Linked DNA regions of Homo sapiens: region 1 is linked to region 2. Evidence: chromatin loops called from intact Hi-C (ENCODE). Cell type or tissue: Caco-2. All regions are shown on one strand. Each heading gives the region's core, and the rest is flanking DNA. Links, peaks and the distances in the headings are about the cores only.

What was found. A loop is a pair of places that touch in the nucleus more often than their neighbours do. Peaks named below come from ENCODE experiments on the same cell type or tissue, not always from the same donor. Only the 100,000 strongest peaks of a DNase experiment are listed, where the experiment ranks them.
Region 1: it touches region 2 in a loop (4-fold over the local background); 2 of 110 quality-filtered maps call a loop at or near these places.

Annotation. Positions count from the first base shown.
Region 1 is chr7:92,926,859-92,943,737 of GRCh38, forward strand. No RefSeq gene overlaps it. Among named protein-coding and RNA genes, the nearest start is that of CDK6, 99 kb to the left of the region's middle. In Caco-2, for the core only: no CTCF peak of the experiment used is centred there; a DNase peak (open chromatin) is centred at 7,463.
Region 2 is chr7:92,980,287-92,997,165 of GRCh38, forward strand. No RefSeq gene overlaps it. Among named protein-coding and RNA genes, the nearest start is that of SAMD9, 130 kb to the right of the region's middle. In Caco-2, for the core only: CTCF peaks have their summits at 8,018 (motif pointing left) and 8,222; no DNase peak of the experiment used is centred there.

The sequences.
Region 1 (16,879 bases), core at 5,598-9,597, 54 kb before region 2:
AACCATGGGACAAGTGCAGTATCTGTGCTGGAGTTCCTCAGACTCAGTCCCTCAAGGCTTCCCTGGGCTAGGGGAGAAAATTCCCTGATACCTTACGCTTCCCGGGTGAGGTGACACCCTGCCCTGCTTCAGCTCACCCTCCGTGGGCTGCACCCACTGTCCAACCATTCCCAGTGAGACGAACCGGGTACCTCAGTTGGAAATGCAGAAATCACTCACCTTCTGCGTCGATCTTGCTGGGAGCTGCAGACTGGAGCTCTTCCTATTTGGCCATCTTGCCAGCCTTGACAAAATCTTAAGAGTTGTTCTGTATTTCTTTAGCTATCAAGTATTTATGGAGGTCCTGGTATATATTTAATGTTAGGCTAAGGATAATTCAAAAATCACTATATAAAATGAAGCAGTTGGTAAGAAAACACAAACAAGCAAACGACTGCCTGTAGCAATTTGCTTTGTATTTTGTTGCAGAGGGTAACAATTTGAGAACAATTCAAGATAATACATTAAAGAGTCATATTTCACGATTAAACAGTCAATTTGGACAGTTCAAAGAGTATACACTGAAAACACCATCATAGATTGTATAAGACTTGAAAAGGGTCTAGAGGGATGATGGAGAAAGGCTCTTTAAGAGGGTAATGGCATAAACAAAGCCGTAGAAGTGGGAATGATCTTGGTTAGCTCACAAAGCAGCCAAACAGACTTCAGAGGGAGAGGTGGGAGTGTAGCTAAAATGTCGTGGGAAATAGGGTTGAGAGAGAGACAAGAGCCAACTAATGGAAGGCCTTGAAAGTCAAACAGAGGAGTTGTCACTGTCTTGGGAGAAAAATAGGATCCTTTTAATATTCGGAGTCCAAGAACAAAAGATTTTAAGATGTTTATCTTTTTTTTTGGTGCAAAGAGCCCCGAATCCTGAAACAGAATACCTAGGCTATAGTCTTGGTTTCACCATTATAAAATTGTGCAATCTTGAGCAAGCTAGTGGATCTTTCTGAGCTTTAGTTCTTGCATTCACAAATTGGGGATGAAAATACCAGCCTTACCAGTCAGGTTCAGCACACCATTAAGCCACTGCAGCTACACAGGTGTGAGGAAATGAGGATCTGGAGGGTGGCAGTGGCTACAGAAAATGAGTGGGAGAAACAAATCAAAGAGATGCTGCAGAGGCTGACATTATGTCATGTAGGTGACTTTGGTCTGCCTGTCTCCAGGAAAAAATAACACTTCCAATTCACTTCTTTCCCTGAAACTTTATCTTCTCACCTCAGGTCCTCTACAAATCCTCACATTTTGCTGTTCTCTTTCTTCCCTTGTCCGTTTTGGGAAAGAGTATTTTTGTCCCTACTTACATCACCCAAGAGGGTTCAGACTGTCTCTGAGGAGTCACCAACAGATTTCCAAAAGACCTCTGTTGTCTACTGTTTCTTCACCACTCAGCTTATATGCTTTCATCTATTAACCTGTTAACATCTTTCCTTAGTAATGTATATCTTTCCTTTTTTTGAGTTCAAGTGATTGTTTTATTGTAAAGGCAAATAAACTGTTACTAAAGTAAACTAATACATGTGAGTTACAGGTGTCACTGCATGAATGTATTGACTGAATATCTGCTAGGAAATGAGATGTGAAATTTAAGCATGCTTTTGGAATTACATACATATTTTTGTTCAAAGCACATTTTAATGGTTCTATAAAAGTATAACATCTTCCTTAGAGCATATAAATGATTAGTATCAAAATTAGACATATAAACACCATGTGGGTTCAATAATTTTTCGTTATTTCTGCCTGCTGCAGAACTAGCCCTGTGACCAGGCTCTGCCTGCATCTTAAATCACATGCACACTATATTAGTCCTTCCCTCATCTTCCACTCTAGGCTAAGGGAGTCCAGAATGGGCACCATTAGCAATTCCTAATGGAAGCTCTAATTCCTACTTAGAAGCAAACAGTAGGAAATTAAATCAGTTCAATCTAAAAAGATACAGTGGCAGTTCTATTTCACAAGGGATGCTGGTTAAACAGTTAACCCAGAGTGAACTCCTCCTGTTCTTTGATTGGGAAGCCTTTCAGACCTTAATTACTGTGTTCTGTGAATCTGTGAGAGATGTTCGTAATGTCCTTTCTTATTTATTTATTTATTTATTTATTTATTGTTTTTTGGATGAAGTCTCGCTCTGTCACCCAGGCTGGAGTGCAGTGGCGCGATCTCGGCTCACTTCAAGCTCCACCTCCCGGGTTCACGCCATTCTCCTGCCTCAGCCTCCCGCGTAGCTGGAGTACAGGCATCCGCTACCGCGCCCGGCTAATTTTTTGTATTTTTAGTAGAGACGGGGTTTTGCTGTGTTAGCCAAGATGGTCTGGATCTCCTGGCCTCGTGATCCGCCCGCCTCAGCCTCACAAAGTGCTGGGATTACAGGCGTGAGCCACTGCGCCTGGCTGTACCTTCTTATTTTCTGTATCTCTCCGGAGTTTCTGCAGAGTCTGATTCTAAATGACTTTTATTTCCCACCTAAAAAATTATTGAGAGTGATATCAGCAAGAATCACTATTTGATCATCATCACCCCACGGAAGCATCAATTTTAATGGCCACACATGGATGAGAGTACCTTTGAGAGAGTCTGGGAATCCAGTGGACAAGTTCCAGCTTACCATTGAAGAAGAAAATTTGAGAATAGATGCATTGAAGAGGGTAAGAAAAACAGTTTCATTTACCTATGTCACTCCTCTAAGGTGACATAGCTCAATACCAAGAGAGACCCCTTTAGTCCATGATTTATCCTGTAGGAAAAAGTGAGAGTATAGTCAGTGAGCAGCCAGCCATGGGGTGCTGCCAAAGAGGCCCACTTGTTTTTAGCCCCACCCAGCACAGCTGAGTGGCTGGGAGAGGCTGGAAGCAGAGAAGAGAGATGGGGATTTACAGCAACCAGGGCATGGAATTCAACCAAAGGCCTTGGATGCTACTAACTGCTTTGGAGACTTGATCAGAAAACCTGCCCATGAGCTGCTTGGGAGACCTTGCCTGCAGACCCCTTCAGCTGGCTCATGGGCACCCCCAACACTGTGTACCTCACTCCTGCCCCTGACTGTGGCTGGCTCTGTGCATGTGCCTGTGAACACAAAGTACAGGCCTCTGCAGATGGCTTATGAGCTTGCACAGACAACCAGCCTGATTCTGAAAAATAGGAAGAAGCTATACAAACTTGAGCATTTCAGGGCACGGACCTAGGAACAAGAAATGGTAGCCTTTTTTAATCTACCATGGCTTGTGTGATTGAGAGAAGACATACAATCTTAAGTATTCCTCCTCAAGAGGGAACAAGAGATGTGGAGTAGGCAAATCCATAGATAAGTTCTGAGAGAGCCTCAGAAATCCCTAGTCAGGCTGGCTGGTGATGGTATTTCTCTTCTGAAGCTAGTCAGTACAGATTTGAGGAGGTGATTACTTTTTCCGGTGTCTTTAAGGAACAAGAAAAACCAAGTAAACACGATACTATCAGAGGAATATAATACTTTTCCAGTAACTGACTCTAAAGAAATGGAGATCTACAAATTGCCCACAAATAATTTAAAATAATTGTTTTAAGGAAACTCAGCTGTGTTCAGCATCTTTTCAACACAGATAGACAACTCAACATAATCAGGTAAACAAAATGAGAAGTTAACAAAGAGAAATTGTAAAAAAGAACCAAACAGAAATTCTGGAATTGAAGAATAGGATGAATGAATAAAAAAATGCAACAAAAAGCATCAAGAGCAGACTAGATCAAGCCAAAATAAATAAATACATAAATAAATAAATAAAAGAAAAAAACATGAACTCAGTAACAGGTCATTTGAAATTATCCAGTAAGTGAAGAAAAACGAATGAAAAGAAACAAGGCTGTGGGATTTATGGGACACCATCAAGAGAATTATGGGAATTCCCAAAGAAGAAGAGTGAGAGAAAAGAGAAGCAAAGCTCATTTAGGGAAATAATAACTGAAAACTTCCCTAATCTAGGGATAGATATAGACACCTAGGGATATGGCACATTATAATCAAACTATCAAAAATCAAAGTCAAGGAGAGATTTTTGAAAGCAGCAAAAGAGACTCATCACATACAAGGGAATGCCCATTAAACTATCAGTGGGCTTCTCTGCAGGAATTTTGCAGGCCAGGAAAAAGTAGATAATATATTAAAAGTGCTGAAAGAAAAAATTGCCAATCAAGACTACTTTACCTAGCAAGTCTGTTTCAGAAATGAAGGAGAGATAAAGACAAACAAAAGTTGTGGGAGTTCATCACCACTAGACGTGCCTTATAAGAAATGCTAAGGGAGTTCTTCAAACTGAAATGAAAGAATGCTAGTTAGCAATACAAAAATATATGAAAGTATAAAATAAGTATATAGTCAAATTCAGAATACTCAAATACTGTAATGAAGGTATGTAAATCAATTTAAACTCTAGTATAAAGGTTAAAATACAAAAATATTAAAAATAACTAGAACTACAATAACTTGTCAATAGATACATAGTATAAAAAATAGATTGTGGTATTATATTTCAATATGCTCCACATAGAAAGACAAATACGGCATCATCTTATGTGTATGTGGAATCCAAAAATGTTGAACCTGTAGAAGCAGCAGAATGGTGGTTATCAGGGGCTGGAAGGTAGGGAAAATTGGGAGATTTAATCAGAGTGAAAACTTTCATTCATAATGTGAATAATTTCTGGAACCTAATGTATAGCATGGTCACTCAAGTTAACAATAATATCTACTTGAAATTTTTTAAGAGAGAAGATCTTGGCTGGGTGCATTGGCTCATGCCTGTAATCCCAGCACTTTGGGAGGCTGAGGCAGGTGGACCACCTGAGGTCAGGAGTTCAAGACCAGCCTGGCCAACATGGTGAAACCCCATCTCTTCTAAAAGTACAAAAATTAGCCAGGCTTGGTGGTGGGCGCCTGTAATCCCAGCTACTTGGGAGGCTGAGGCAGGAGAATTGCTTGAATCTGAGAGGCAGAGATTGCAGTGAGCCAAGATTGTGCCATTGCACTCCAGCCTGGGCGACGGGGCGAGACTCAGTGAAAAAAAAAAAAAAAAAAAAAAAAAAAGGGTAATACTGTGATTGATATGTCAATGAGCTTGATTGTGATAATCATTTTGCAATATATACTTATATCAAAACCATGTTGTATGCCTTAAATATATACAATTTTCATTTGTCAGTCGTACTCAATAAAGCTGAGGGGGGGAAAAGGGTCTCTTTTCCACTTTCCCAAATATTTCACTATTTTTTTCCTTCCTGTTAGCCACCTGATCTTTCTGATTACTTGTTACCAGCACAACTCTCTTCCTTCCTGTTCCCTCATTTCTTTCTTGAGTCTCCTTGTGTTTAGGATTAGGAAAAGTGAAGTGATTTAGGATTAGGAGAAGTGAAAGGATCAGGAAGTCACACTGCTAATGACAAGTCCTGGAGATGATGCGGAGGAGCAGAAACTCATGCTAGTGCTGGAGAGAGTGTAAACTGGTACAACCAATTGGAGATCAGTTTGGCAATAGATATTAAAAAGATGCTCAGCACCTGACCTGTAATTATCAATTACAACAATTATCATTAGGGCGGACCCCTAGCAAGTGAGGTCTTACTATGTGCAAGTGATATGGTTTGGCTGTGCACCCACCTGAATCTCATCTTGTCTTGTAGTTCCCATAATCTCCACGTGTTGTGGGAGGGACCAGGTGGAGATAATTGAATCATGGAAGCGGTTTCTCCCATCCTGTTCTCGTGATAGTAAGTTAGTTCTCACGAGATCTGATGGTTTTATAAACGGCTTCCCCCTCTGTGGGGCACTTGCTCATTTTCCTTCCTGCTGCGGTGTGGAGAAGGGTGTGTTTGCTTCCCTTTCTGCCGTGATTGTAAGTCTCCTGAGGCCTCCCCAGCCATACTGAACTGTGAGTCAATTAAACCTCTTTCCTTTATAAATTACCCAGTCTCCTGTATGTCTTTATTGGCAGCATGAGAACGAACTACTACGGGAAGACCGTTTTTGCTGCTTTATTCTCTTCAAGGAGGTTCTATCATTATCCTAATTTTACTAATGAGGAAACCAAGGTGCAGAGAAACTAAATAACACACCCAAGGTCGTACTGTTGTGGTAGAGCTGGGGTTTAGATTGGAGCAGTTAGGCTCCAGAGCACCAAATATTGCCTGTAATAATGCAGGTCCCAGGAGTGATGATTATTAGTATTCTCTGCAACACTACTTAGAATAATAAAAAGGTATGAATAGCCTAACTTGCTCCTTCAAGAGGGAATGCATGGATATACCCATGGACTATTGTTAGGAGCTTAAATGAATGAACTGGATCTATAAATATTAACATGGAAAATCTCAAAAATAGAATCTTGCAGGAAGAAAATCAAGGTACTGCAAAATACACACAATAACACCATGGATGGAAATTTTAAAACACATAAAACAAAAATACATAGTTTACAGATAACTGCATATGTAGTAGTTAAAAACCTTAGGTGAGAATTATATAGTCCAACTGAATTATGTCTTACCTTGAGAGATGAATGGAGTAAGTGATAAGGAATGGAGGTGATTTTCTGTTTTTATTTAACACGAAAAAGAAAGTTGATGAAAACATGGCAAAATATTAACATGTTTAGTTCAGGCACTGGGTACATAAGTATCATATTTTTAAATTTCTGTACGTTTAAAACATTTTATATAAGCATTTTGAAAACACTTAAAAAAGAAATGAGAAATTAGCCAAAATCTGACATGGAGGAGACCATCAATTTGGTGGCTGTTCAAGTCAAAACAAATAATTCTTGAGTACAGATTAAGTTCCCAATATGGTGAGGGAATAAAAAAATAAGGAAAAGGCACTTTCTGGGAGTCTAGAGATCAGTTAAAAATACAGAGCCAGGCCAATACAATAACTAGGAAACAACATATGCATACGCAGAGATTTGTGTAGCACAACCTACACATACTAGATAAATTTCACTTGAGAGGTTTTAGCAGCTTGTCTATGGTCAGTGTTGCAGAGGAAAGATGACTTTATTGGGCTAGTCTTTGACCTATGGCTGGCCCTTTGAGTATGATGCCTGATGTGAGTGGTAGCTGGGATTCAGCTCTCAAGGAATGGAGAATAGGAAGCACTTAGCTATCCACCCACATTGACAGCCTGTTTCTGATGTAGAGAAGCCAAAAATGTAATTTTATTATTTTTTTAGCCAGCTCTGTTTATATATCTCATGTCCATAGATTTGGTGTAATTACAGCCTAGAGATAATACCTAAGGTATTTATTGAACAAGTTCATTCTGACTGGGTAATATTTGTTATTTATTTAGCTCTCTAAATGTACACGGTACTTGACAAATATGTAGAAAGACAAGTTTCCTGCCCTGGGGAGTTTATGTTCTAATGCAGACAAACAGAACAGAAGGGGTGGGATCTTGACTTGAAGACTTGGCAGGTTGGGAGAGGCTGGCTTGGTAGGAGAGAAGGGAACCTGAAGACTCTGGAAAAGTGAGACTGGAAATGTGAAAGGAATAGAGGACTTTTAGAGACATCCTTTAAAAGTAAACACAATGTTCAATCAGTATAATGCTTTTTTTTTTTTTGAGATGGAGTTTTGCTCAGGCTGGAGTGCAATGGCATGATCTCAGCTCACTGCAACCTCTGCCTCCCAGGTTCAAGCAATTCTCCTGCCTCAGCCTCCCAAGTAGCTGAGATTGCAGGTGTCCGTCACCACACCTGGCTAATTTTTTTTTTTTAATTAGTATAAACGAGGTTTCACCATATTGGTCAGGCTGGTCTTGAACACCTGACCTCAAGTGATCCACCTGCCTTGGCTTCCCAAAGTGCTGGGATTACAGGCATGAGCCACTGTGCCCAGCCTAGTATAATGTTCTTAAAAAACGTTTTTGAGGATGGGGGTTAAGGGGAGGGAGAGCATTAGGACAAACACTTAATGGATGTGGGACTTAAAACCTAGATGACGGGTTGATAGGTGCAGCAAACCACCATGGCACATGTAAACCTATGTAACAAACCTGCATGTTCTGCACATGTATCCCAGAACTTAAAATAAAAAAAAAAAATGTTTTTGAGGGTAGGGAAGAGGTTAAGACAAATGAATCTGATTGTGACAATAGTAAGATTAGTAGCAGAAGTATTATTATGTTAGCAGCAGCTGTAGTGTATTGAAGCTACCATATGCCAGGCAATGATGCAATGCATCTGTGCTAGACTCCTTGTGTACATTGTTTCACCAGTTCTAAAAGGCTGATTTTAGTGTCATTACTTTATGTTTGTGGAAACTGAGGTCCAGAGAGGTTAGATAACTTGCCCAAAGTGACACATCTGGGAAGTGAATAAGCATGAATTCAAACTTAGATATGACTCCAAAGTCCATGCTTTTTACTTTATGCTCCCCTCCAGACAAAGAGAACATTAAGGAATGAGGAATAGACAGGAGGGTTAGAACATAGGCTAATTGTACACCCTCAGCAACATTAAATGCAACCACCTCAGCATTTAAGGGGGTAAATTTCCTTATGTGAGAAAAAGTAGAGTCGCAGCTAGTAGGTGAAATGACTGAACCGAATTGCACTTATTGCTAGGAAATTTAAACAAGACAAATTTGTTGAGTCTTATGCTAATGTTCTAAGAGAACAGTCAGGGAATAGAAAGATATGGTATTATCATGGAGGAAACCAGCAATGAGGAAAGATGACAGACTAAGCTTCAAAATTCCTTAAGAAGTGGACACTTAAGAGCTCTGGATCTGCAACTAAATATACCTTCCATTGTTTTTTTTTTTTTTCTTTTTTTTGAGATGGAGTCTTGCTCTGTCTCCCAGGTTGGAGTGCACACTCAGGCTGGAGTGCAGTGGCACAATCTCGGCTCATTGCAACCTCCGTCTCTTGGGTTCAAGTGATTCTCCTGCCTCGGCCTCCTTAGTAGCTGGGATTACAGGCACACACCACCACACCTGGCTAATTTTTGCATTTTTTGTAGAGACGGGTTTTCACCGTGTTGGCCAGGCTGGTCTCAAACTCCTGACATCAGGTGATCTGCCTGCCTCGGCCTCCCAAAGTGCTGGAATTACAGGCGTAAGCCACCGTGCCCAGCCTACCTTTCTTTCTCGAGTCTGTGATCAGGTTGTTTTGGCTGCCTGTCTCTCCCCCTGCAACCCACTGCACAAGGTTCCACTGGCATGGAAATCAGTCTGTCTGTGTATTTCTGTTGTCGATCTATCCATCTTTATCTATCTAATGATCTCCCACCTCTTTTCCAAAAGGATTTAAAATAAGTTTTAATAAAATTATATTGGACAGATATATCTATAATATATACATGATATTATATTCAATTAGATAATATAGATAAAATTATATCCAATAAGGTTAATAAAAGTAAAATGATTATAAATTTACCTGAAATACTCTTTCCCAACCCCTCACTCCCACTCAACCACCTACCCATCACACTTCTATTCATATTTTAAGACCCAACTCAAAATTCCTTGTCAATCTGATGCTTCTATGTTGTTCTACCACTGTTCCATGTACATAATTTCATGATAGCATTTATTATATGATCTTATAATTAGTTTCATGTAAGTTTTCTTAATAGACTATAAGGTCCTTGAAGGTGGGAACCAAGTTTTGCTCAAAGTGTCTGTCATGTATTAAGTACTCAAATAGTTATTGAATAAGTCAATGACTAGATAAAATGAGAATCAAGGGAAAGAAGAGGAAGCAAGTATGCTAAGTATGGATTGACATGTACTTCTGTTGCTGAGCATCAGATTTGATTCTGGAAGCTAGGGCAAAAGGTAAACACAAAGTCACATGATTCTCATCATCAAAAGGAAAAGGCAAACACATTCTCAGGGAGGCAGTGTTTATGGCTATTTATGTCTGATTAACCTTTATTTGTTATAAGTAATATGCAATAAGTAATATGTTTTAAACTGATTTTTTTCAAGCAGAAGGTTCATAGTAAATAAAGTATATCTCCTTATTTAATAAGGGATGGCCAGGTTGTCAAAGAGCTATAACCAGAATTTCCCAGTGCCACTGACAAAAGATCCCTAAATTTATTAAGAAATGTGACAATATTACCATGAAAATGCTTTTTTCTTTGTTGTTGATGAGTTAGTATGCCACAAAAGGAAATACATTCTAATCACCAATGAATGTAATTCACAGCAGCATTTAAAAAAATCATATGTCAAGTGCCTTCTTTTTCAGCATATTTATTTTTTAAATTTAAATTTATATTTTAAACAACTAATAATAGTTGTGTATATTTATGGGGTACAGTGTGATGCTTTGAGAGAGATATATATATACACATACACATTGAGAAATGATTATATCAAATTGGTATATCAATCACCTCACATAATTTTTTATGGTGAGAACATATAAAATTTATTCTTTTAGCAATTTTGAACTGTACAACACATTAGCTATGGTCACCTTGCTGTGCAATAGATATTGAAAACTTATTTCTCTTGTCTAATTGAAACTTTGTACCCTTTGGTCAACCTCTTTCCATTCCTTTCCCCTTCTCCCACCTCTGGTAATCACCGTTCTAACCTTTATTTCTATGAGTTTTACTTTTTTGGATTCCATATATGAGTGAAATCATGTGGTATATGTTTTTCTGTGCCTGGTATATTTTAGCATAATGTCCTCCAGATTCATTCACGTTTTTGTAAATGACAGAATTTGCTTCTTTTTAAAGATTGAATAATATTTAATCATATATATGTATAAAAACACACTCATACTCTATTCTTGCATTGATGGACACAGGTTTGTTCCATATCTTGACTATTGTGAATAATAGCATATTTGTTTTGAAACATGTGGTTCAGTAAATAGAAGATGCATCTTGGAATCAAGCATCCTTAGGCTCAGTTCCTAGCTCTGCCATTTATTTGCTATGCAATCATGGAAAAATTATAGTATCTCTGAGCTTCAGTCCCTCATCTGTAAAACTTCTATAAGCAGTGTATACAGCAGTATATGTCAAACACATAGGGATTTCATATAGTAGCCACTCAATCAATGATGGTTATTATCAAAGGCAAAAATGCAATTCTTCCCTGGTTGCCTTTCATTAGGGTATTTGAAACCATTCTCTGTGGTTTAAGAGTGGTAAGTGAGGAGTGAACACCTTTCAGGTTGTTTCCCTGGGGTGGGTTGCCTTTGGCTGTTGCTTTGCTGATTATGGCCAAAACAATCACTGTCTTAGCACTCACCCTGGGGATGAGCCTATATGTCACCAACAGGGAACTGAACATTTTGTCTATCTGAAGCCCTCTTGCTTTGAATAGTACCATTTTCTTCTTGGCATCTAACCCTGCTGAGGCAGATACTAGAATTTTCTTATATTTATGCTTTCTCTTTTTGTATTTTTTTTTCTTTTTAGTAGAGACGGGGTTTCATCATGTTGGCCAGGCTGGTTTCGAACTCCTGACCTCAAGTGATCCTCCTACCTTGGCCTCCCAAAGTGCTGGAATTACAGGTGTGAGCCACTGTGCCTGGCCTATGCTTTCTCTTTTTAATCTTCACAGCCTGCATCCTGGTCACTTACCTGAACTCACCTTGTTTCAGTTCATTCTAAAGAAATGATCAGGACAATCTTACTCAAGCTCTGAGTTCAAGGCTGAATTACCGCTTTCAAGAATTTAAGATATAAGACATACTAAAGTAGTCAGATTGTGGATTCATCCATAGGGGTATTTTGCTTCTGCACCAAAGAACATTTTTTGAGGAGTCTCGAAAGGTTATGAAAATACCCATTATCTTTAGTAACTTTCTAGTAACCTATTACCTATATATCTAGAATTGCTTTCTTTCCTCAGGGTTGGCTCCTTGCGACGGACAGTGACATATGTAGGGTAGAAAGAGCACCAAAGGATAAAAGGATATAGATTTCCATCCCCAGTTTTATCTCAAGCTTTCTGCAGATAATGGGAAGCAGTCACCCAAGGCGCATAAGCTAGGGGTGCTTGAAATAGAGGTGATAATTGGGGTCATGTGTTTATTTGAATAAAGAAGAAGTGAAGAGAAAAATGCTCTGATCTGGTGACTTCTGATTTCCTCAGAAAATAGACCTTCAGAAGGAAAAAGCAAGGAGATATCTAGACACACATAGAAAAGAAATGATAAAGGTCTGCCTACAAGGAAGGCTACTAGTAACTATAATAATAGGAACCATTGACTTAGAACCTTCTGTTCCTGGTTTTCATTCCCTTTTAAAATCCTAATTTGTGCTAATCAGAAAAAGACTATTTAGCATCTATTTAGGTGCTGAAATTCTGTAGCTTCTCATTTATTTTCTGTAAAGTTAAGCTATGCAGTTCTTCATCAATCACAAATATTTATTAATTGATTACTGCAAGAAAGGAAATGAGCCAGGTTTTGTAGTACAAACAAAGTAGCATATGGCTGCAGTGGACGTTTGTAGGATTTTTTTTTTTTTTTTGATGCTCAGTATTCAAGCTCCTTTTTACTTGTGGACATGCTCCAATGTGTGGTTCTGGTGAAATGGAAGCAGAATGGGGCAGATGTCCCTTTTGTCTTACTCTTCTTGTATCTAGGGTATGAATGTATGATGTAAGCTGAGGTCATTTCTCCCTTTGGTACTTTTATCCTGAAAACAGTGACCCAAAGACACAAAGACTGTTTAGAAATTATTATATGGTGGCAAAGAGAGTCAAGCAGCAGTGATGTCCCCTGGGGCAGGGATGATGCGACCAGCAGCAGTATCTTAGCCAGATTGTTCCTATGGCTTGACTTTGACTATGATTCTTGTTTTGGAGTCTGATTCTTACCTGCTTTCTGAATCTGCTTCTTCAGCTTCCCTTTGATATTTTGCCTCAGTTAGCTAGAGCAGATTTCTATTTGTCAGCCAAGAAGTCTGACTGATGAAATGTAAACACAGCTCCTTTCTCCATATGTGTCTCTGGGATTCAGTCTATTTCCATCTTGTGACTTCACCGTTTCAGCCTGGCTTCCAGAGTTGCCACAGCAGAGAAAGCGAGAGTGTGAGAACTCATACTCTCTCTTAAACAGTTTGGCCCAGAAGCACACAAAGCACTTTTTCTCATGACTGTTACCCAGAATCAGTCACATGACCTCACCTGACTGCAAGGAGTCAGGAACTAGATCCCTGTGTGTCTAGGAGGAAGAGGATGTTCACATATGGGTGGACATTAGTAGTCTGTGTCATAGACAGTGTAGATGAAGTGGTAAGAGTTCACTAAAAGCAGAAAGTGTTGGAGGTTTAGAAGGTCAGAGAAAGTGTATCAGAAACAGCTTGAGTGCTTCCTCTGGTTACTCTGCACCAACATCTCCTGAACCATTAGTCTTAGCCACAGAGCCCAAGTGGTTCCAGCACCCGCTGCTACCCAATTGCTGGGTGGTCTGGGCTGTGTAGCTTCTTCTGCCACTTTTTGATTTGAGTGAAATGCTGCACAGTGATGTGTGGAATCTAAGTGGGTACCAAAGGGGCTGAATGCAGCTAACTGGAAGGGCTGGGAAACAGACTGCCTGTGGTTCAAACTTGACTAGTGGAAAACAGGAGTCAGGATGCAACTAGGCAGATACGTTCCCTTTTTCTTCCTCGTCTTTGAGGCATAGTTTCTCTGTAAGGTCAGTCAGTAGACCTGTTGTGTCTCTTCACGGCTCATTGTAAATCAGTGGCCAGCATGGAAATATTTCCCCTTTTAAGTTTTCCCATCTTTTCCTGTTTTATTTTCTTTCTCCCTCACTCTTATTGACCTAGGATTGTGTTCCCAAAGAAAACATCAGCACTTAATATGTGCCTCAGGCTGTGCTTTTTAGGAAACTCAGACTAACAGCAGGCTTCATGCAAAATAAATTAATATTATACACACTTACCTGAGCTTTAAAAATACTAATTATATGCAAGACTTACATTAAGAAAACTTGAAGAATAGAAGTTTAGTCTATTATAAATTAAGAGATAATGGTGTATTTTCAGAAAGCATTCCTTTCTGTATTTACCAATCTTTCACTGTCAAGTCAGGAGAGGATGAAGAGTTTTAAGAACGTTGAGATCATAATAAAAGTTTACAACTTTCAAGTTCTCTGAAACTAAACTACATCGTTGTGAAGGTAAATCTAGTCACACCAGGGTAGAAGGTAGCACAGAACAGTGTGGCTATCAAAACAACAAATAGAATTTGTAATGCAGAGTATTTAATATTCAGAAACAAAGCAAATAACTTAAGATACAAATAGATACAGTTAGGCAGGTGGAATAGAATCAAATCAGCCAACTTCAAAACAGTTGAATTGTTTGAGGATAAACTTAAGTTTTACTGAGCTATATATGTTTGATAAACGTTCATATTATTCTATGAGGTTCTGAATGGGATGCATCTAGAAAAAAATAACTTCTACTGGAAACATGTCAACCTGATTCAGAATCTGGAAAGATATTAACAGAATATCATACTATAAGTATTTACTATCTAAAAGCTCTAATCAAGGAGCTTAGAAATCCATTATCCTAGGCCTGAATCTCTTCCACAATATCTTCACTTCTGGTCCTTCTGCGTTTGCTTGCAGAAGGCTAATCATGGGGAATTTGCTTTCTCAATCGAAAAATGATTTCTGGGGTCATCGTGTGAGTGTGTGTATGTCTTAAAAGTAAAATTTGCCACCCTTTAACTTTAACTGATCCTAGGTCCTTAAACCAAACAAAAATGGTCTAATTGCTCTCCCATATGATAGTACTTAAAATACTTGAAGACAGTTTTCATATTTTCTCCGGGACTCCTGTGCTCCAGGCTAAATATCTACCACTTCATCAATTACTCCTCTTATGATTTCGTGTTTTTGTTTTGGCGTGACCCATGTTGAGTTTCTAAGTGAAGGAGAATCCGTCACTTTCTCTGATTGAGACATTATATTCTTCAAAAATGTAATGCCCAGAACTGAACACAGAATTTTAGGTATTGTGAGACCCATGTAGAATGGATAGGATTGTCAGTTCCTTTATTGAAGATTCCATACTTCCATTAATGCAATCTAAAATTACACTACTTTTCTTAGTGGCCACTGTTGACTGCAATAAAACATAGCCAGCTGCTAAACCATTAATTTTTTCCCTTCTGTTGCTTCCCAGCCATACATCTTCCATTTTGTCCTTGTATTAATTTGTTTTGAACCCCAATTTAGTGCTTTACATGAATTGTTATTAAAGTTCATTTTATTTGATTCAGGCCATCATTAATGCCTATGGAGATTATTTTTTGATTCAGAATCTGCCAACTAAGATAGTTACTATCTTCTTAGATTTTGAACACAGGCCTTCAATGATAAGCAAATTGACAAGAAAGAACCAAGGATGACACTGTGGCATATCAGTAGATAGTGCAGGTTGACCTCAGCCTGATATTCAATCAGTACTCATTGGGTACCATCATCAGTCAGTTAAAATGTGTAGCTGTACCAAGCTCAAGACACTTTATCAGGAGATTTGTTGAAATACATTTCCACTTGTTCTACCACTTTTCTATTGCCTTAGTGACATTCAAGAAAGAGAAGGCAGCTCTTGGCATCCTGCTTTATTCCAGGTACAGTCAGTGAGGCCTTGGTGTTCCCAGGTGGCCTGGTGTTCACAACTAGGTCTTGGTTTTCTCTTGTTGGATGTAAACTTCACAGAACATGCCCCATCAAATAAGACCCACTCTGTGACCATGATGGATCAAGACAATGACTCTATAATCATGTTTGAACACAGACAAAACATTAACGTTGTCCATGTCTGATATGGTTTGGCTGTGTCCCCACCCAAATCTCTATCTTGAATTTTAGCTCCCATAATTCCCACGTGTTGTGGGAGGGACCTGGTGGGAGATAATTGAATCATGGGGGTGGTTTCCCTCAGACTGTTCTTGTGGTAGTGAATAACTCTCACAAGATCTGATGGTTTTATACAGGGAAACCCCTTTCACTTGACTCTCATTCTCTCTCCTGTCTGCTGCCATGTAAGATGTGACTTTCACCTTCCATCATGATTGTGAGGCCTCCCCAGCTGTGTGGAACTGTGAGTCAATTAAACTTCTTTCCTTTGTGAATTACCCCAGTCTCATGTATGTCTTTATTAGCAGCATGAGAACAGACTAATACAAAGTCACAAGTTATCAAACCTTTCCCTCTCCTGCCTAATGTAATGGACTGTTACTTCTTTGGCAATTACAGCTTTATCTTTGCTTTACTCTGCTTTTCCTATAGATAAGATTTATTGAGATACCTAATCATAGAATTGTCCCCACTGTCTGACAGAATCCAATCTAAAATGAACTTACCCATCCCTAGAGCCTCCCCAAAGAACTCAAGCCCAAATTTTATAATAGGTTATTTCTAACACCATCTTACTGGGTGCCTCATGGTTTCCCCATAATGAATGTTATCCCATGCAGCAATGCATAATAAACCTAACTTAATCAACTACAGTTGTGTTTTTGGTAGTCTTTGGCTGGAGGCGTTGATATCCTATCAGAAAAGAAGGAAACAGTGTCCTACACAAATGCATACACACACTCTGTCTCTTAACAGATTTATTATTTTCAGTTTGGCTCTGGGGGTTAGACAGGAGTCACAGTCACAGAACCCTATTAGTGTTTTCTCCAGTTAGGATCCATAGTGGCCCCTGGCTTTCCTAAAGGAGGAGATGGCCTTGTCTCCCTCTGCACGGGCACAGCTCTGTTCATGTTGATTTGAGCACTAATAGTGGAACCCAGGGCACAGTCTATACTATGCTGGCCCTGTGTCCTCAGCAGAAGTCTTCTGCTTGTGTTGTTGTCACCAAAT
Region 2 (16,879 bases), core at 5,676-9,675:
CCATATTTCACAGTATTTCTTGAAAGACATGTTTGCTAGTGATGAGTTCTCTCTTTTAGTTTATGTGAGAATATCTTAATTTGTTCTTTACTTATAAAGGATAGATTTGCTAGATATAGAATTATTTTTTGATGTCCTTTTTCTTTTAATAATTTGTATACTTCATCCAACTGCATTCTGGCCTCCATGGTTTCTGATGAGAAATTGGTGGCAGATATTATTGAGGACCCCTTGTATGTGATGAGTCACTTCTTATTTGCTGATTTCAACAGTTGGTTGTGTCTAGGTGTGGCTATCTTTGAGTTTATCCTACTTGGAGTTTGCCAGGTTTCTTAGACATGTTGATTAATGTTTTTCATCAAAGTTGGGAAGTCAAAAAGCTTGGGCTATTATTTCTTCAAATATTTTTTCTCTCTCTCTCTCCTCCTTCTTGTAATCCCGTTATTCATATGCTGGTATTTACTGATATTCTCTATTCTGTGCAATGTAATTCGCATACTTTCCTTTAATTCTTTAGGTGTGGTTTCCTCTCATTCTTTGAATGTATTCAAAATACCTGATTTTAAATCTTTAATTAGTCCAACAGCTGTCTCAACATCATGTCCCAACATTCTTTAGGGACAGTTTTTGTTGGCTGCTTCTTTACCTGTGTATAAACTATAGCTGCCTTTTCCTTTGTATGTCTCCTGGTTTATTTGTTTTTTTTTTTTTTTTTTTTTTGGGAAACCAAGCACTTTACATAATGCAATTAGACAACTCTGGAAATCAGATTTCCCCTGCCCTAGAGTTTGTTGTTATCATCACAATTTGTTGTCTAGTGACTTTCCTGAAAAAAATCTTTAACGTGTAGATACTTTGTTATGTGATCACTGAAGTCTCTGCTTAGTTCACTTAGTGATCAAATAATAATTGGATAGACATTTTCTTAAATGATTGGAATCAATTCATTTCCAATCCTTTTTCAAGGGTCTCTGTGCATGTATGTTGGCAGGAAGTCTACAACTCTGCTGTAGCCTCACTTTCTGCTTGTGTAAAACCTCAAGGCTAGCTAGATGTAAGAGCTTCAGGCCTTCTCAGTTCTTTCCTGGGCATGCACAAAACCCTATGCAGGTGTGTGGCCTTCTGGATTACCAGAAATATGTCAGAGCTTTTCTAAACACCCAATGGCCATCTCCTTCTCCAGTTCTATCTCTTTTTTCTTTCTTATTTTTTCTTTCATTTTTTATTGTAATTAATTGACTACAGTGCTTATGTGCAGTTCCTTTTACCTTCAGTTGTGTAGACTCTGAAGCTACTTAGGCGAGCACCTTTTTTGCATGCTCATTTCAGTGAGGTTATGTCATGCATTTGTAATACAGTTAGATTCTCTATTCACAGTTTGTATTTTTTCCTGGAATTCCCCCAATCTCCTAAATGATTTTTTAAAATAATTTGTATATATTAAGGCTCATTCTTTGTACTGTAAAGTCACTTGGGATTTGACAAATGCATAATGTCATGTATCCACCATTACAGTATTATACAGAATAGTTTTCCCATCCTAAAATTTCTCTGTGTTTAATCTATTCATCCCTTACCACCCCACCCCCAAATCCCTGGAAACCATGACTTTTAAAACTGTCTTTATGTTTAAGTCTTTTCCAGAATGTTATATAATTGGAATCATACAAACGTAGACATTTCAGACTGGTTTCTTTCACTTAGGAATATGCACGTCTTCTCATGGGTGATAGCTTATTTCTTTTTTATTGCTGAATAACATTCTATTGTATGGTTATCCATTCACTTATCTATTCATCTTGGTTGTTTCCAGTGTTTTGTGATTATAAATAAAGCTGATGTAAACGTTCACGTGCAGGTTCTAGTGTGGACATAATTCTTCATATCATTGGGTAAATACCTAGGAGTGCTATTATTGGATCATATGGTAAGATGTAAGAAACTTCCAAACTGTCTTCCAAAGTAGCTACATCTTTTTGCATTCCCAGCAGCAATGAATGAGCATTCCTGTTGCTCTGCAACCTCATTAACATTTGGTATTGTCAGTTTATTGAATTTTAGCTATTCTAATATAATAAGTAGTGGCATTTTATTGTTTTAATACAGAATTTCCCAATAAAATGATGTTAAGTATCTTTTCAAGTGTTTATTTGCCATATATTTATCTTCCTTCTCAGCTGCTGCTTTTTTTTCTTTTCTTTTTTTTTTTTTTTTTTTTTTTTTTTTTTTTTTTTTTGCCACAACTGTTAGCACTGCCTCAGGCAGCTGCAATGTTAAATGATTGTTGCTGAATTGTTTGACAAATATGTTGTGGAAAAGGATGCTCACATTAAGTGAGGTTTCAGGTCAAATAAAGACAAGACCTCCTAATGGAGTTTCCAGGAAACTAACAGACCAACATAGATAATGACAATTCTCTGAGTATGGTGCTTTTGGAGAGATCAGATTCTATTCTGCTACCATCAATGGCTGCTAGGCTTCTGGTTTCACTATAATTGTGGGGATTTTGGTTTTTAAGGATATTGTGGAATCAGGGAGAGGGGCATGGGATTAAGCAAATTAAAATGCCACAGATACTGCTGTTCTTAAAAAGATTCAACGATTTTTCCTTGGATAAGCCCTCATTGGATTATTGCAAGACTTTGATTAATTTCTAGAGTCCTTAAAAGTTGATTTGGATACTTTGCCAATGTTTTTATTACTTTTATGGAAGGGCATATTTTCATAGGTCATTACTGCACCATTCTTGTTGATGCCCCTCTTCATTTATTACGCTTTATTTATATTTGTTGGCATCATTTTTCCATTGTCTCCTGACCTCCATAATTTCTGTGAGAAGTCAATTATTTTATGTTGTTCCTTTGGAGGTAGTGTGTCCTTTTCCTCTAGCTGCTTTTAATATTTTCTCAGTTTTTATGGTTTTCATCAGTTTAACTATTAGGTGTTTAAGTGTGGTTTCTTTGTATTGCTCCTCCTTGGGATTTACAGTGCTTCTTGAATCTGTGGCTTAATGTTTCCTGTCAGTTTTAGAAAATATTTAGCCATTATCTTAAAATATTGCTTCTGCTTCATACTCTTTCTTTTTTATTTTTCTTCTTTAATTATATATACATTATATCTTTTCAGCTTATTTCATACACAATTTTCTGTATTTTCCTTATTTAAATCCCTGTGATCTAGACATTTTCTGATTATCTTCCAGTTCGCTAGTCCTCTTTTCTGCTGTACTAAATTTGCAGTTAAATCTATTGTGTCCTTGATTTCAATTTTTGTACCTTTTCAATCTGTAATTTCCATGTGCTATTTTTTCTATTAGTTCTAGTTCTATGGTGAAGTTCTTCATCTTGTTATCTGTTTTTTCAATATATATTACAGTAATTTTAAAGTTCAAGTCCGTTAACTCTAAAAGCTGGGCTATTTATTCTTATGTTGTATAATCTGAGTACCATAGTTTCCTATGCCAATTTAATAAACTCATAGAAAATAGTCATTAAGGGGTTATATAACTTAAGTCTTTTACATTTCCATCTGAATTTGTGAACCTTGAGTTGTGTTTCCATTTTGTTTCTTCGATTGCTGACACCATGGAATTGTGTTTTTACTGAAAACAAACAAAAAATCATTTGAATCTAAGACTCCAAACGAGGTCACATAGATCCTTTCCTGCTTTTTCTCTTTCACGTTTCTCCATTTGTTTCCCCCTCTGTATTGTCTTTTTTTTTTTTTTTTTCCAGGTGGACACATTTTTCCAAACCCAGAGGAAAGAGAGCTCCTCTTTGTGATGGTTTCAAATCATCTCAGGATTGAGATTTGCTTTTACCTCTGAATCAATCGATGTGACCAGAGATACTGACTGCTTGATTATAATGACTGGACAGATCTAGCATCAAGACCCCCAATAGGTCTTAGTCCATTTGGGCTGCTATAACAAAATACCTCAGACTGGGAAACTTATAAGCAACAGAAATTGCTCACAATCTTGGAGGCTGGGAAGATCAAGATCTAGGCACCTGCAGACTCAGTGTCTGGTGAGGTCTTACTCTCTGCTTCATAGATGGCTCTTTCTTGCTGTGTTCTTGAGCAGAAGAAGGGACAAACATGCTCCCTCAGGCTTCTTTTATAAGGGCACTAATCCTATTCATGAAGGTGGAGCCCTTATGACCTAACCACCTCATGAGGTTCCCAGCTTTTAACACTATTGCACTGGAGATTAGGTGGCCACATATGAATTTGGGAGGACACAAACATTCAGATCATAGCAGCTCCTCATGAAGCTGGTGGTAGAATCAGCCAGACCCACCCGCAGGGACTGAGAGTTGGGAAAAAGTGGTTTCTCAAAGGAAAACTGAGGTATTCTTACTAGAAGAGGGAAGAGATGGTGGAAAAGCAAAAACAAGATGACCAATGTCTCTGATGTATTAGATCATAAGAATCATCAGAATGAGTGTTAAAACTGAGATTTCTGGGCCCTACTTCATTCTTATTGAATCAGAATCATTAGAGGAGTTGTCCAGAGATCAGGGGTTTAAATAAGATTAATTACTGCTCCATTTTAGTTATTGCTTTTCCTAAAATGTAAAGAAGTAATTGGAATCTTTTTTCTGTTCATATTAAGATATACTTCTTAGCTAGGTTCCATATCCAAGCTAAAGAGGGCTAAATAATTATTGATTGCATTTAGATTGTATAGATAAACACTTGAAATTTGGTATGGGGATTATCTGAAATACATATTGATACTTCTTCTTCTTCTATTTTTTTTTTTTTTTGACGGAGTCTTGCTCTGTCACCCAGGCTGGAGTGCAGTGGTGTGATCTCAGCTCACTGCAACCTCCCCTTCCCGAGTTCAAGTGATTCTCCCACCTCAGCCTCCCGAGTACCTGGGATTACAGGTGTGTGCCAACACACCCGGCTAATTTTTGTATTTTCAGTAGAGACGGGGTTTCACCATGTTAGCCAGTCTGGTTTTGAACTCTGGACCTAAAGTGATCCACCTGCCTTGGCCTCCCAAAGTGCCGGAATTACAGGCGTGAGCCACCGTGCCCGGCCCATATTGTTATTTCTTTAAACTACCATTTATCACCTTTTTTTACTTCTGCAGTGTAAAGCCAGGAACATGTTTTATTTTAAAAACAAAACAAAACAAAACAAAACTTTTCTAGTCCAACTCTCTTCTTCTCCCAAAAGGCAAAGATCAATAAATAGCTATACTATGGACTTATTAAAAGAGACCACATTTTTCACGTCTTGAATTGTACCATGCTCCTCTGTTATTATTTATTTATTTATTTATTTGTTTATTTAGAGATGGAATCTCACTCTGTCTCCAGGCTGGAGTGTAGTGGCATGATCTCGGCTCACTCCAACCTCCGCCTTCCAGGTTCAAGCAATTCCCCTGCTTCAGCCTCCCGAGTAGCTGGGACTACAGGCACATACCACCATGCCCAGCTAATTTTTGTACTTTTAGGAGAGATGGGGTTTCACCAAGTTGGATGGTCCCAATCTCTGGACCTTATGATCCACCTGCCTCGGCCTCCCAAAGTGCTGGGATTACAGGTGTGAGCCACCACGCCTGGCCTACTCTGTTATTATATCTGTTTAGGCTTCATCACTAGAAGAGAAGATATCCTCAGCAGATGAAAAGTCACAGCAGAGCACCAATTAATTATTTGCTGCTCATATGACTGATATAAGTGTGTGATGTGTGAAGTGGCTTTGAGATAGGTTTTCTGGCTCTGCTGCATGTTCAGGAAGATGTAGTGACTGCTCTTGAATCTATGCACCTGTGGATATGAGTTTTACAGCCAATATGTACCAATGCTAAAGGAATCCTAGCTACAACACAGACTTACATAAAATTAGCACCATGGATGGCATGTGCTTTGAGATGTCATTCGATAGCAAGAATAACAATAACAGCAATAATACCAACAACAAATTGAAGTAAAAATTGACAATTCATTTTTGCTATGTGTCTACCATTGTGTTAGACATTTTGTATGGGTAATTTCATTAAATCTTTACATGAACCCTATGAGGTAGTTGCTATAATTATCCCTATTTTATGGTGAGACAATGGCAGCACCAAGAAAATTTAGTAATCTACTAAAATCTACATAGCTATGAAATGGTTGAGACAGGATTTTAGGACAGTCAGTCAGTCTCCATCCATATCCACCTACCCTTTCCTCCTAGTGACTAATGGATTTACAATGACAGTGGGGATCCATTTGGTGGGGATATATTCAGTGAACACACAGGAGGACAAGATTAGCTGGATTGGATTAAGATGGAATTAATGACCTTGACTTCATTAACTCTGTACTCCACTCAGCTAAATAAGCCTAGTAGATCTGAATGTTTTGGAAAACTTGCCTCTGGGTTGAAGCCTCCTGGCCTGGAAAGAACAAGCTTTAGAAGGCCTTGCTGTCTGTTGTGGGATAGACAGATTAGGTTCACAGAATGAGGGCAAATGAACATGCAAGTGATCAACTGTACTCTTTATAAACTCAATGAAAGCAAGAACAGAGCTCATTCATTTCTGGCCACCACCAGGAAGCTCTCATTTTTTTAGCCTGTGTCTCCAGGGAAGGTTGTTATTTTCATAAAAAATTTATCTCCATATTCATTTTATTTCTTTAAAAATAATGGTGGATTGTTTGAAAACTTTTCTCAGTCTTTTTATTAGCTTCTTGGAAAGTTAGAAGTAGCCCTATGATCTCTAAAATTGGTTTGAATTAGGTGCACAATTAAAAGTTCATCAAATTGGGAAAGATTTGAACTTTCTAACACTGGTTTATCATCATTTTTCTAAAACCAGTATCAACAAAAGAAAAAGGGAAAGCCTACTTCAAGGATCCTATGCAAAGAGCTCTCAGTTTTTTTTCTTGTAATTATTGTCAGCCCTTAAATGTACACATCTGTTGCAATAAGCAAGAGTTGTGGCATGCTCTGTGAAGATGGGCCAAACCTCCTGCAGAACTGTGTGAATGGAATTCAGTATACACTGAAGCCTGAAAATATCATAAGAGCATTCCATTCTTCTCATGTGACTTTTCTTTCTTATTCAGCTGTATTTGGATCTCTGTGGGGAGCAAGTAACAGACTGTGGATTCAATGAAATGGAAAAGCAGGAGAGACTTCCAGAGAGCCTCTTTCCATCCTTCAAGGTCTTCATTTGTCTATAACACTTGATAGATCAGTTTAGTCCAGAATTCACTGATACACAAGAGATTGACCTGCCCTATTATGCTAACATAGAAAGCCCCAAATCAAAACCCCTGCCACTGACCCCGGGCCCCAAGCTCTAGGAGCTGTGAGGTTGAGACAAGAAATTGTGAGAGTCAACAATGGCACTGACAACCATACGTTATTGACTCAGACTGATTGAAAATTAAAGCACCAACCCCAGAGGAAAATTTGCAAAGAAATCAGGATGTGCTCAGATGCTCTGAATTCCTAAGCTCTTGCTTTTGCCTTGACTGGATCATTATAAGTAAAGACAAGTAGAAAAGCTACAAAGTGCATTAGTAAGTTCTTCTCCCTTTTGAAAAGTTGTCATTGACTAAGGTCCTATGTGGAAAACCAGGATGGGATTCGGAGGTTTAACATTAAGTGGAGTCTCTGCCCTTCAACTGATGTGACTTTAGGGAATTCATGTCACTGCTTGATGTCTCTGTTTCAAATTTGTAAAAAGTGAGATAATTATATTTTCTTCCTTCCTGATTTTCCAAGATGATTATCAGTCAGGTTGTGGACAACAATGTGTTGAATTCTGAGCAAAGAAGGCTCCCATGAGATTCAAAAGAATACCTTTTCCCTTACTGTTGTATTTTTCTTTCAGTGTAGTTTGCCTCTAACAGACAACAAAGTAGCACAGATATGTCCTGTCTTGTTCCTGGTATCTTTCTTCTCTCCAAAACATTATCAGTGACTCACCAATAGGAAAACAGAGCTTGGGAGATGGGATTTGTCAGTTAACTTGCACTCCCTCTGCTGGTTGGATGCCTTGTATTTATTTTTCCATGACTCCCAGGCTGTAAGGTTTATTTACTTGTTTTCAGTAAACTTGGAAATTATGCATATTTTTGGAGAGTAATCAACTTAGAATGAATTTGCAATATTCTATGTTTTCCAGTATCTGGAAGTGTTGCCATTTTATTTAGTACAAATGTAAAGGCCAGGTTCATAAAACTGTTTTATCAAGGCAGTATTATCAGGAATTAGCAACTCTATCCAACTCCAACTTTCTATTGGTACCCATGAACAAAGGGGTAAGAAATAAGTACTTATCTGACATCGGCTATCAGTCATTGTCCTTAAAACACTGGAGGAGTAGCTCAGTGCACACAGGAGCAGTCTGATAAAAGCAGCCAGAGCCATCAACTATGTTTACATTAATGAGTTCATAGTAATATGGAAAAATAAACTGATCGGTTATCTTCAGAGGATGATAGAGAAACAATTCATTATTTTGAAAACTGGAAAATAAAGGGAAAGACAAAGCAATTATCCTGTCTTTTCTGTGTGAATTATAGTATGGGGGTAATCTAAAGTAAAGGAAAGGAGTATTTCTTTTTAAAAGTATTCTAGGCAGTAAATGTAAAAGAAATGATAGAATTAGAATATAATTATTCTTCAATCCCTAATCAATTAATGGATCTAGGCATCAAGCATCAAAGGCTACTGACATCACATAAAGAGGTACATCTCGTACCTCCCAATGAAAGAACATACCACCACCTATGAACTTGCCAAAGGTGTTGAATTTGAGTCTGATCAATTCCCTGGATCCAGTTGCCAATTTGCGAAAGACAGAGGAAATGTTGAAATGTAGCATGAGTGTGCATTCAGCAAAATCCAGACTGAGGGAAATTCTACAGGTCAAATGCCCTGAGTTCTTCAACACATATATTGCAAAGAAAAGACATGGATAGAGAAGTCTCTAGAATAAAGGTGACTTAAGAGACATGTCCTTTTTTTCTTTTTTTTAAGGGCAAGTCTTAACCAGAGTGTCTAAGATGCCTCTGTGTGTGATAATACTGTGAAGAAACAGAAGGAAGTGATTACCGTGCTAGTTAGGTTGTGGTTATTTCTGGGAAGAGGGAGGGCACTGAGATTGGAATGAGGCTAATGGAGGTGCTTCAGGGATGCTGACAAACTTTTATTTATTGACCTGGGTGGCAGTTATTGGGTGTTCACCTTATAACTAATTAAGGTATGAATTTGTGTGGGTTTTTTGTTTTATTTTACCATGACAAGTTTTTTTTAAAAAGGCCTCCAGGATGGCCAGCCGCAGTGGCTCACGCTTGTAATCCCAGTACTTTGGGAGGCCGAGGTGGGCGGATCAGCTGAGGTCAGGAGTTCAAGACCAGCCTGGCCAACATGGTGAAACCCTGTCTCTACCAAAAATACAAAAATTAGCTGGGCATGGTGGAACGTGCCTGTAGTCCCAGCTACTCGGGAGGTTGAGGCAGGAGAATCGCTTGAATCCGGGAGGGGAGGTTGCAGGGAGCCGAGATCGCACCACTGCACTCCAGCCTGGGCAACAAGAGCGAAAACTCCATCTCCAAAAAAAAACCCAAAACGGCCTTCAGGATGAGAAGGTGCCTTTCAGCAGCCTCAGTCAGTCCCCCTCCTCCCTATTTCTTTCTGTTCGCCCCCTCCTCTGCCCTCCCATCTCAACCTCTCCATCTTTCTAATCACTGTGATTACTCTCCCTGGTTCTCAGCTCTTGGCCACCCCTTGACTGAGCCTTTGGCATTTCCCTCATGTGGCTCTTTTAGATCCAGATTGAAGTTTTTCTCTGCATGTTGGTTTTGGTGATTGCCTTTGCCTAGTCTCATGTCAAGACCAAGTGGAACAGCTGGGAAGAGAAAACAGAGCCCAGGAAATCTGCTTCTACTTTGCTGGTCTTCAAGGTCGGCCTGCCAGATAAACTCAGTTTCATCAGACTTAATGTTCTCTTAAACGTGTCTCATTGTATATTTTTTACATTTATATGATTTTGTATTTCTTTTAATCTGGTTTATACTGTCAGTTAATTGTGAGTTTAACTTAGGTCTAAATGTTAGACCAAAAAAGATGTAAGTAGATATTTTAGACAAAGGTATTTTAGAAGCAACTAATTTTATTGAGTACCTTTCATATGCCATGCACCAGACTACATTTCTTCACAGGAGTAATAAAAAATAGTAGCCACTATTCACTGAGCACCTAGTATTTATTGAGCACCTACTATGTGCTAGGCAGTAGCAAATAAATATGTTTACATATATTATCCCTAATCCTTCAAAGGGCATTTTATTTCTACAAGATGGGTATCATTGTCCCCATTTTACGGGGAAGGAAAGTGGGGCCATGAGGGTAAAATGATTTGCTTAAAGTCACTTGAGCAAAATAGATAGTTACTTGTGAAAACAAAATTGAACCCATATCCTTCTGGCTCCAGAATTTGTTCTTTTTCACCATAATTAAATATTGACCTATAGCCGTCTTCATTATACAGTGAAAACAATTTTCTATTAACCTCATGATGAGGTACAACACTGGACTTGAGTTTCAATATGAATTATAAGATTTACTGTGGATGTTGATGTTTTGTGTTGGCTGTTCTTCCTGTTATGGGGGTAAAGCACAGCTGTTATGGCAAACAGATACAGTCACATTTGAGTATTAAAAATTAAAGCTAATCGTAGAGAAAACTTCCCAAGTGCTTGGCCAACTGTTGCCTTTCCTTTTCTACCTCTGGCACTGCTTCACTTCAATGTGCTTCACGTCACTCATGCTTTGTTTTTTCTCTTAGTACAGGGTAACTGAGGGCTAATGTGTTGGTAGGAACACATTGCTGATTTCTTAGTAAATCAGTGAAAATAACTCCTCCTGGACTATTATTACGGTACTTACAAGGTGATTTCGCCCCATATTATGTTCAATTCCAGAGCTCTTCTGCATTTGGACAAGTAGGAGACAGTAAACAGAATCAGAATAAGAGAGAATATATACATTTATTGTAAAATTGTTCATTATGTAACCCAATTCTCACCTGGAAAAAAAGTCACTTAATGTTGAAAGATTTTCTATCCTGCAATTGCACAATCCAGTTTATTTAGTGCACAGGAATAAACATGCACAGACAAGGGGGTAAGAACTTGACTGGGTTTCTTGTTTAGTAGTAGTCTTACAAAAAAAACATTTTTGTTTCATTTTAAAAATTGCTTTTTTTATTTCTCTCAACTTTCCTTAGGGTTTTTGTTCTCTTACAGCTTTTTAAGTAGAATTTGAAAAGATTGTGTTTTTTTTTTTTTTCGCTGTGGAGTGGACAGAAGAGAATTGTTTCCCAGTTTAAGTATTAATATATTGGCAGGCTTTTTTTTAAAGCTAATCTGCCACAAATCCTGCAGAAGAAGCATTAACACAGATTATTTTTGTGTGAATCTTACATACCATATGTATGTAAGCCTTCATAAGGCTATTTATTCTTTCATGTTTATAAAGGTATGGATATTGCTGATACAATTTTTTTCATTTTTATTTTTAAAGAATGTAAATCACACACACACACACACACACACACACACACACACACACACACACACACACACACACGCCAGACTAGAAACTGTGCTATTCTTGAATTTCTCTAAGAGCAAAAAGCTCTGTAATCCTCTAATATCTGAAAACGAGTCTTTGGCTATTTTTGTTTGTTATACATCGAGGATAGATTTTTAAGGTGCTCAACACGGCCTTGAGAACTATTTGTACGTTAAGACCTAGACTTACTGAATATTTTCAAAGCAATCAAGTTAAATACCTTTTCTTTTGAAGAATCCTGGCTACCCTTAGAGAATCTCAGAACACTCCATAGACACAGCAGTGACATGTAGGCCTACAGATCACCTAACAACGACAATCCCAAGCATCCGACTCTGCTGTACAAAGGGAAGGCTATTTGGCCAAGTGAGATGCTAAAGTCAGTGGACTACAATAAAGAAAATCCCTTAATAATTAAAATACAGAGTCTAAAAACCAGACATCCCTCAACAGCCAGCAATTCTTAACCCTCTGTCCATTAGAATTACTGGGAGGGAGTGCATGTGAATGCTCTCAATGAATACTGATGCTCAGCCCCCTTGCAGTTCTCTAGGTATGGATTGGAGCCATCAGTGTTTTTCAAAGCTCCCCAGGTAATCTTTGTATTTCCAAACATATTGCAAATTCTGGGGTTACCATGGAATGACTTATTCTTTGGTCAGAAAGTCTGATTTAAATAGAGGAGAACAACAGCAAGATTTGCTCACCGACAATTCCTTTATTTCATTTAGAAGGCATTACTCTACATTACTGCATGGAGGGATTCTATGCAGACTCCAAAGATATTTTGCCAGACATCTGTGGCACCAGAGGGTCTGGAAACTTTCCAAATGATACGTTTCCAGACTAGAGAAGGTTTATGCATTTGGGATGGTATGAAACAAGTGCTTTTTGGGGTCTGTGAGAACTTTTTAAACAAGGCTATTTAGAGAAAATTAGGAAAGCTTCCTCCCCGCCCCTTCATTTTTACTTTCTGAAATGTATTCATGATGCCTGGGACTGATCAAGGTGTCATAATCCTCACCTGAATGGCACAGAGTAATGTTTTCCATAATGAAGGAGGCCGCAGGTCAAACTTTACATAAAAATTCTGACATTCCTGCTCTCCAAAGCCATCCTTTCCCAGTGATAATAACTTCCAGTTTCTTGAGATCCACTGGGCATTTTGCTAGGTTGGAAGGCATTTTGTTTGCTTAGTTTATCCTAAGATCTGAAACAAGAGTGGTGTGTGGAGCAGATTTGCTTTCTGGACACTGTGGAATTTTAGCAAAAAAAGATCAGCCTGTATGGCTCATTTTAATTTATCAAAAGCTGCCAGGCTTGGCTACAGTGTAGATCTAGCAATCCACTTTAATGTAAACATTTTAATTACTATTTCTAACATTTGGCTTTCATTAAAAGAGAAAAACTTTAAAGTTTTTTTTAATAAAGTTTATACTTAAAACCCCCTTACAGAGCGTACCCCTTCCTATTTCCAACACACACACACACACACACACACACACACACACACGGTTTTGATTTAAAAACAAAAAGGAAAATCCATAAATAAAAGGAGAACAAGAAGAAAGGGAGGGGAAGGGAGGAAAAGAAGGAAGAAAGGAAAGAAAAAGAAAATACCCCAGTAACCCAATAGCCCAAATGTGAAGGCAAGGTTTAGGTCTTAAAACATGAATAGAAAAGAGGTAACCTCTGATTGATTCTGAAATTCAAAAATATCTTTTTGGCAAAGGACCTTGAAAAATATGATGCATGGTGAAGCATAAAAATGTTTTGCAGGATATATTTTCCTGCCCAGTTTTAAAAAGATTTGTGGTCATTTATAAGATGGACTATGATGCGAACTGGTACAATTGGTGTTGAAACAGAGCCTGGGCTATCTGATGAAAATGGAGGGAGAGGGTGTTACCCGGAATTTGGGATGAGTTGCTTACTTCTAGGCATTTTCGGAACCCGCTACTTCACACCCCTCTGTAGCAGCTAAGCAGTACCTCTTTCTCAGGGGACTGAGCATCAACTCACTGGGGAACCTCCTTGGAGCTTCCAGGTCCTGGTAGCTCCAGCTCCTTCCCTTTAATTCCCTGGCAACTGCTTCCTGCAAGTGTCATCTCTGGGCTCCTTCCGTGTTCTTTTTTTACTCTTTTGATTTTCCAACATGTATGTAACCAGTTATCAGTATTAAATTTTGTCTGCTAAAAGGCTTAATGTAGTTTCTGTTTTCCTGACTGGACCTTAACTGGTACATTTTGTCTAGTTATTAAATGCTATGATCCGAATGTTTGTGTTCCACTAAAATTAATATGTTGAAATCTTAACCTCTAATGTGATGGTTCCAGAAAGTGGAACCATTGGGAAGTGATTAAGTCATGAGGGTGGACCCCTCATGAATGGCATGAGTGCCCTTATAAAGGAGGCCCCAGGGAGACTGATCTGCCCTTTCACTGAGAGGACACCATAAGAAGGGGCCATCTATGAGAAAGTAGGCCCTCAGCAGACGCCAAATCTATTAGCACCTTGAACCTGGACTTCCCACCCTCCAGAACTGGAAGAAATACATTTCTGTTGTTTATAAGCCACCCAGTCTAGGGTGGTTTGTTATAGCAACCAGAATATACTAAGACATTATTAAATAACGGAAATTCCTTGGAATCTGGTTCTGGGTTGGGACCCAGGGATCTATATTATTCTAAAGTACTGATGCATAGCCAGTTTAGGGGAACATCAGGTAAGATCATCTATAAGGTCTCTTTGGTCACCAAAATTCAATTATTCCTTAGAATGACAGAGTCATAAATTTAAAAATTCAATGACGTGAACTTGTTCTAAACTTGTATTTTTAAAAGATGGATGTTGTAGAAGACTTACTTCTATACCAGGGTATTATTAGTCTCTTAGAGTGGCAAGGGACCTCAGATTTTATTTAGCTAAGCCCTCCTTCTAGTGCAAAATGGATTCTAAATGGCTCTTGCAGTAAGAACATAAAATCAGATCTGAGTTCCATTCAGGGAGCAGCCTGTGTCACCGGCATTCCCACAATGTAAAGTTCTTTCTATGTGATAAGTGACCTTGACTAAGACCAGACTCCACTACTTTTTGTACCTTTGTGTGAAGAAATGAAAAAAAAGTATCCGTTTGTAAACTGCAAACAGTTTTCTATATCTTAAGAGGTGGAGACTTAAGTTTTATCTTTTAAGCACAGTGTCACTTTATTCTGGAGAAACCTCTCCCAACTAGTGCAAAGGCAATCTTTAAAATGAGGAAGTTTGACACAATTTGGCTCCAAGGAGATAGAATGAACTAGGTAATGAAACTTTTCTCTATTTAGGAAACCATTGCATCTCTACAGAAAGTGTTTCCTTTAGACTGAAATCCCTTCCCTTCCCTCTCTTTCTCTCTCTCTCTTTCTCTTCTCTTCTCTCTTTTCTTTTCTTTCTTGCAGAGTCTCACTCTGTCACCCAGGCTGGAGTGCAGTGGCATGATCCCGGCTCACAGCAGCATTGACTTCCCAGGCTCAGGTGATCCTCCCACCTCAGCCTCCCAAGTAGCTGGAACTATAGGCATGCACGACCACACCAGGCTAATTTTTGTGATTTTTGTAGCGACTGGGTTTCACCATGTTGCCCAGGCTGGTCTCAAACTCCTGGGCTCAAGTGATCCTCCTGCCTCAGCCTCCCAAAGTGCTAGGATTACAGGTGTGAGCCAGAGCACCCAGCCACTTTTCTTTTCTAAGTATAGTCATAAGTCACTTAACGATGAAGATACCTCTGAAAAATATGTCGTCAGGCTATTTTATCATCATGCAAACATCATAGAGTGTTCTTACACAAACCTAGATGGTACAGACTACTGCACACCTATGCTAGATGATATAGCCTACTGCTCCCATGCTGTGAAGCTGTACAGCAGGTAACTGCACTGAATACTGTAGACAACTGTAACAAAATGGTATTTGTATATTTAAACAGATCTAAATGTAGAAAAAGTACAGTAGAAATATAGTGTAAAAGATAAAAACTACCCCTGTATAGGACACTTACCATGAATGGAGCTTGCAGGACTGGAAGTTGCTCTGGGTGAATCAGTGAGTGGTGAGTGAATGTGAAGGCCTGGGACATTATTGCACACCACTGTAGACTTTATAAATACTGTACACTTAGGTTACACTAAATTTATAAAAATATTTTACTTTCCTTTGTAATAACACTTTTTTGTGTAACAACACTTAGCTTAAAATGCAAATACATTGTGTAGCTGTACAAAAACATTTTATTCCTTAATATCCTTAAGCTTTATTCTATTTAACTTTTTTTTTTTTTTTTTTGCTTTTTAAACTTTTTTTGTTAAAAACTAAGACACAGACACATTAACCTAGGCTTATACAGGCTGAGGATTATGATTATCACTGTCTTCCACCTCCACACCTTGTCCCACTGGAAAGTCTCAGGGCCAATAACATGCATAGAACTGTCGTCTCCTGTGATAACAATGCCTTCGGGAATGCTTCCTGAAGGACTTGCCTGAGGTTGTTTTGCATTTGATTTTTTTTAAATAAGTAGAAGGAATATACTGTAAAACAACAAAAAGTATAATATATTAAGGACATAAACAAGTAACAGTTGTTTATTATCAGGTATTATGTATTGTACCTAGTTGTATGTGCTATACTTTCATACAACTGACAGTGCAGGTTTGTTTACCCCAGCATCACCCATCACCACAAACATGTGAGTGATGTGTGCATTATGATGTTACAATGGCTACAATATCACTGGGCAATAGGAATTTTTCAGCTCCATTTTAATCTTATGCAGCCACCATCATATATGCAATCCTTTGTTGATCGAAAGCTCTTTATGCGGTGCATGACCGTATAAATTTAGACCAGTGCAAACTACGCATAGGGCAAATCTGGCCTAGCACCTGTTTTTGCACTGCCTGCAAACTAAGCATGGTTTATTATATTTTTTAATGGTTGGAAAAAAAAGAAGAATATGTCATGCCATGTGAAAACTATGTGAAATTCAATTTAGTGTTCATAAATAAAATTGTATTGGAACACAGCCATGCACATTCACTGACATATTGTCTGTGGCTGCTTTTGTATAAGGACAGAATTGCAGAGTTTTAATGGAGACATGTGGCCCACAAAGTTAAAAATACTTACTATCTGACCCTTGACAGAAAAAGTTTGCTGATCCCTGGTTTAGACCATGCTGTGTTTGAAAACCGTTGTTTGTTCTTGTGGAAGGGTGTGTGTGTGCTTGTGTGTGTGTGTGCATGCACAACC